2 separate regions of the Homo sapiens genome follow, and region 2 is linked to region 1. Evidence: read pairs that join two places in POLR2A ChIA-PET (ENCODE). Cell type or tissue: Panc1. All regions are shown on one strand. Links, peaks and the distances in the headings refer to the core of each region. The heading gives the core; the rest is flanking DNA.

What was found. ChIA-PET counts read pairs that join two places held together with the same protein. Peaks named below come from ENCODE experiments on the same cell type or tissue, not always from the same donor. Only the 100,000 strongest peaks of a DNase experiment are listed, where the experiment ranks them.
Region 2: POLR2A ChIA-PET joins it to region 1 with 13 read pairs; 1 of 35 experiments calls an interaction of 5 or more read pairs at or near these places.

Annotation. Positions count from the first base shown.
Region 1 is chr13:50,225,311-50,228,133 of GRCh38, reverse strand. The region is part of intron 2 of DLEU1 (deleted in lymphocytic leukemia 1); the gene reads right to left. It overlaps LOC124900337 (a long non-coding RNA gene), which reads right to left. Exons shown (of 2, transcript XR_007063796.1): 2 at 1-229. Among named protein-coding and RNA genes, the nearest start is that of DLEU2, 100 kb to the right of the region's middle. In Panc1, for the core only: no CTCF peak of the experiment used is centred there; no DNase peak of the experiment used is centred there; H3K27ac peaks cover 2,336 bases.
Region 2 is chr13:49,145,767-49,148,589 of GRCh38, reverse strand. It overlaps FNDC3A (fibronectin type III domain containing 3A), which reads right to left. Exons shown (of 26, transcript NM_001079673.2): 8 at 2,655-2,812. Among named protein-coding and RNA genes, the nearest start is that of MLNR, 73 kb to the left of the region's middle. In Panc1, for the core only: no CTCF peak of the experiment used is centred there; a DNase peak (open chromatin) is centred at 1,379.

The sequences.
Region 1 (2,823 bases), core at 67-2,566:
ACCTAAAATCTAAATAGGGTAGGAAAGCAGGTTACCTCAAACATATCCTTTCCTGGCTTTGAACTCTCCACACACATTCAAGTCAGCAAGACCTAGAGAGACGAGGCATCTCGACAGAGGGAACAGAAGATTCGAGTCTGCTCCTGATTGTCAGACCAGGTCAAGTTCTCCAAGGGGACTCCTCGCTTCTAAATATTCCTCCCACTTGTGGCTGTTTGCTCTCTTGTTCCTGGATGGTAAATTCTTCCAGGGTAAGAACCTGTCTGTCTTATTCTTAGTCAAATGCCGCCCCCCGCCCCCACCTACCCACCCACCCACCAGCAGTTTCCACAGGCCCGGCACATCCTAAGTGCTCCATAATTATTTGTTAATTGATTTTCTGAATTGCTGAGCGAGTCACATTCCCTCTTTGAACCTCAGTTTCTTTATTTATCATCTTGAAAGTCTGAGCTATATCTGATAGTCCAAGAATTTAACTCACTATGTTTGTGGCTAGCATTTCCCCAAAGGCAATGGGCTGAGATGAGGCACGCCCAAGACTGGAGAGAGCCAGAGGCCCTACTGCAGCCTCCACCATGTGTCACAGTCCCCAACACCAATCTCAAGGGTAAACCTCAGGGAGATGCAGGGGACACACGAGAGGCCAGGAACCAATGGGGAAAGACTCAATTGCAAGTTAGGAGACCTAGATCTAGCCCTGGTTCTGTTACTCCTATCTGTGACCCCGAGAAAGTCACTGTAGGCCTCGTATTTCCTAATCCATAAAATGACTGGGTAAGTCCCAATGAAATTTCCCTCCAGATCTCAGATCTTTTTTGTTTTATTTCTCTTCAGACCCAAAGTTGTTCTGTCAGAGCCCTGCCAGCCATAAAAGAGACTTGAGCCTGCTGTTATTGTTAATATTCTCAGGATCTCCTGAGCTCCAGATTGGCACATTTTCTTGAGGATATGAATGATTGAATCAACCAGAAGGAAAGAGACTCAGTTTCCTCTAACCTAAGCCACATTAGCCTAACAGAAACACATGAAAAATGTAAGGGCTTCAGTAGGGAAAATTTTGAATATCCAATATAATCCCTCCCCAAGCTGGAGTAACTGCACTTTTCAGTTTTTGCATCTGTGTTGTCACTGGGGAGTTATCTGGCTATATCTGTGTTTTAACATCTGTCAGCTAAATCAGAGAACTAAATGCAAAAATTGTAGGTCTCAGAAGCACCATGTGGTTTTTGACACTCCCTGAATGACACAGGGTCAAGAAAGCAATAAAGGAATTGCCATGAGACCCAATATAACATTTTCATCAGCAACATGGCCCTTGTTCCAAAAAGCCTTTGCTCCAAAAAGAAAGAATATGTACCCATTTCCTCCAGAACCATATTTGGAAATCTCAAGGGAGAAGACCATACAAACTGAAGCATCTGGGATGAACAAATGCCTTTCTATTTAAAGAGCATCATGTCTATAGACATAACAGAACCAACACCCATCAGCATCTACTCCAGGTATGAGTAAGCATCAACTTAAAGTGAGATATGTGTGCTTTGATATCTGGGATGCAATATTGCAGGTATCTCAGCTATGTGGACATAAATTTATGAAGGACTGGTTCCTAGGGTCCTATGGCTTTAACCGAAGGTCACTCTTTCAGCTTCTTTTGTTTTACAGATAAAGAAATTGAGCTGAAAGGTGGTGGAGTGACAGTTCAGCTCCAACAGTCTAATGCACGTTGACAGCAGGATGAGAAATCACAGATTTCTCAGGATATCATATAAAAACTGAGTTAGCAAATCACTCTTCCCCATGCAAAGTATAATGTGGTGTCAATGTCTCACAACCCCAGGGAGGCTACCAGCAAATTCACATGACAAGTCTTCCACTGGGACAAGGGTAACATCTCCCTCCCTAAAAGAAACCAAAGTTTTAATATTACCTACTAATTCTATGCAGGATCTCTCTTGGCATAAGAATATGAATGTGATAGCTAAAGTCAGGCTTCTGTTTCAAAGGCTGTTTGCTTAAATGAGGGTTTCTGGGTCTCTTGGTTTTTCACACATTTTGAACTCCACACCTGATAGCCATATTCAGTAGAAGGCCTTGCTTAAATGCTTATTCCAGACCCATGAGAATTCCATATGAATGTTTTCATTGTTCTTCCATCTTTGGACAACTAAAGCTCATTCACTCACTTTGACATGTAATTGTTTATATGAAGTCCTTGCTACAAAGCATTCATTGTTGTAAGCTCTTTACATGTGTGGCCTCAATTTAATCCTCATGACAGTCTTACGGGGTAAGTACAATTTTGTCATCCCATTTTACAGATATGGAAACCAAAGGGACAGACAGGTTAACTTACCCAAGGTTAAGTAACTCACCAAGCTGATAACTGATTGAGTCAGGATTTGAACTCAGGCTTTTCTCCACTAGAAAGTAAGCTCCATGAGAACAGACACTGTTTTATTCACTACTGTATTCTTAGCCATCCACATGGTACCTCAGATATAGTAGGTGCTCAATAAATATTTGTTGAATGAATACACTACATCCTCCTCAAACCAAAAGAATGACCCAGCATCACAAGCATCGACTTGAACCAAGAGTAAATTGCATAGAGGAGCATTTCAGGAGAAAATTCTTCATGCAACCGCCAGGCTTTGCACAAAGAATGCCAAGTCCCATTGTGTCTGCCTGAGAAGAACTGGGAGAAATCCTTTTGACCTATTTCTTCCAAGCTGCCCCTGAGCCCCCCCTTCTCCCAGGCCACCCTTATTAGGTCACTGCTGAAACTGGGTCAGTGTTTAAACACTGCAGTCAGCTTATAAT
Region 2 (2,823 bases), core at 106-2,605, 1.1 Mb after region 1:
GCATGGCATTGGTATAAAAATAGACACAAGAACTAAGGAACACAATAGAGAAGCCAGAAATAAATTTATAGCCAAATGACTTTTTAACAATGGTGCCAAGAACATACACTGGGGAAAGGATACCCTTCTCAATAAATGCTGCTAGGAAAATTGGATATCCACCTGCAGAAGAATGAAACTGGACTGTATCTCTCATCTTACATAAAAATAAACACAAGAAGGCTTACAGACTTAAATGTTTAAGACCTGAAACTATGAAATCCTGGAAGAAAATATAGAAGAAACACTTCAGGACACTGGTTTAAGCAAAGATTTTATGCTAAGACCCCCAAAGCACAGGCAACAACAAAAAAAAGAAAAATAGAGAAATAAACTAAAACTTTTGCACAGCAGAGGAAACAACCAACACAGTGAAGACACAACCCTCAGAAAGGGAGAGAGTATTTGCAAACTATTCATCTAACAAAAGACTAATATCCAGAATATACAAGGAATTCAACTCAACAGGAAAAACACAAATAATCCCATTAAAAGTGGACAAAGGACATGAATAGACATTTCTCCAAAGACATACAAATGGCCAACAGGTATATGAAAAAATACTCTACATCATTAGTCAGGGAAATCCAAATCAAAATTACAATGAGATCATTTTACCCTAGTTAGAATGGCTACTATTACAAAGACAAAAAAATAACAGATGCTGGTGAGGATGCAGAGAAAAAAAGCCCTTATACACTGTTGGTGGAATGTTAATTAGTACAACCAATATGGATACAAGTGTGGAGATTTCTCAAAAAATTAAAAATAGAAATATCATACAAATGAGCAATCCCACTACTGGGTATTTTTCCAAATAGGGGAAAAATCAGTATATTGAAGAGATGTGCTTTTCCCACATTTACTGCAGCACTATTGACAAGAGCAAAAATATAGATCAACCTAAGTGTCCATCAATGGATGAATGGGATAAAGAAAATGTGGTATATATACACAACAGAATATTATTTGGGTATGTAGCCGCAAACCAGCCTATTCCCTACTTTTTTTTTTTTTAAACTTAAAATCACGATTCCCTATTTCATTTCCTTCCACCAAGTCTCTCTCCTCTCCACTTTATGGACTTCTTTCCATTCCCCACCCCTTACCTCCCAGCTACTCTATTTCTCAAATCAAGGCCAGTAAATATGATGAAAAATAAATATGTTTCAAGGCTGAAAGTACATTTTAATGAACTGGGCAGTTGCAGTAGCATCCTTAGAGACCTTAATTCCTGTAGGATATGGGAGATGACTAATGCCCCCCTCGTGCTCCCTGGTCAGGCTGCAAATGGAAATAAAGCATTCCTCTTAGTAAGCAGCCATATATAACTAAAAAACAGTCATTAACATAGTAAGAAACCTTTATGTTGATAGTCCTTTATCCCCTACTTACCCCTTAGGTTTACTTGTCTCTCTTAAGAAAAATGAATAGAACACAAGGAAATCTCAATAGAGAGGAAACAGGAAATTTTTATAACCTTATGTAACTAGATGAGAGGCACCGGAGCAGTTTCACTTTCCTTTCTTCTCCTTGCCAGCTATGTTTTGAAAAAAGATAGCAACAAGGCTGATGGAGCCAGTGTTCTGTGCTAATTGTGATCATTCAAATGATTAACCATCACCTTTACAGTCTTCTTGGTGCTTAAATAATAACTAACCATTAACATTACCCTTTTTTATTAGAATAATCAACTTCTATATGAATATGGACAGAATAATTTATTTCAAAACTGTCAATCATAAATGTCACAACTTTAGCTACTGAATCTTTCTAAGGCTTCGTGGTGCGTAATATACTTTTATTTTTTTCTTGAGATGGAGTCTCACTCTGTCACTCAGGCTGGAGTGCAATGACGCGATCTTGGCTCACTGCAACTGCCACCTGCCAGGTTCAAGCGATTCTCCTGCCTCAGCGTCCTAAGTAGCTGGGACTACAGGCATGTGCCACCACCCCTGGCTAATTTTTATATTTTTAGTAAAGACGGGGTTTCACCGTGTTGGCCAGGCTGGTCTCGAACTGCTGAACTCAGGTGATCCACCCGCCTCAGCCTCCCAAAGTGCTGGGATTACAGGCGTGAGCCACCGTGCCTGGCTGTGTGTAATATACTTTTAAACCAAGGAAAGAAATACGTAAGTTTTCAAAATATGACTATAAACATACTAACATGCAAATAAATAACAGTGCTACTAAATTCATTTTACAACAGGACATGAGCTTGTACATGTAAGAATTAAATCCAGTCCTTAGAGGAGCAATGTCATACTTTATGAGTTTACAATCATGAATTGTCCATTTTTGGTCATGGGTTCTACATACTACAACTTATATTTAATGCATTAAGAATACGTGAATACTGAACCATCTATTAGGGAGCCTACTGGGAAAAAAAAAGCTGAATGTGGCCAATAAAAGTGATTATTCTGAAGGAAGGTAGACAGAAATGTGTACCAAGCTACATTTGGACCATTTACATTGAAATCACTATCATTAGCCAACTTAAAGATTCAGAATAAAAGCGTGAAGAAGGAAAAGTAGAGCAAAATTAGTAATAAGCTCTTTATAATAAACCATTAATTTACACAATGGGAGAAAGCAAAACAACAAATACCTACACATATACACTTTTGTATTTCCCATCTTTTCCAGTACTTGAGATCAGAACTTCATAACCATAGAGCTCTGGTACACTACTTTCATCTGTTTCACCATTAATGAGGCTGGAAGGTGGTGACCAGGTAAGTACTACTGTCCTTGCCTGGATGTCGGAGGCCTGTAAAAATA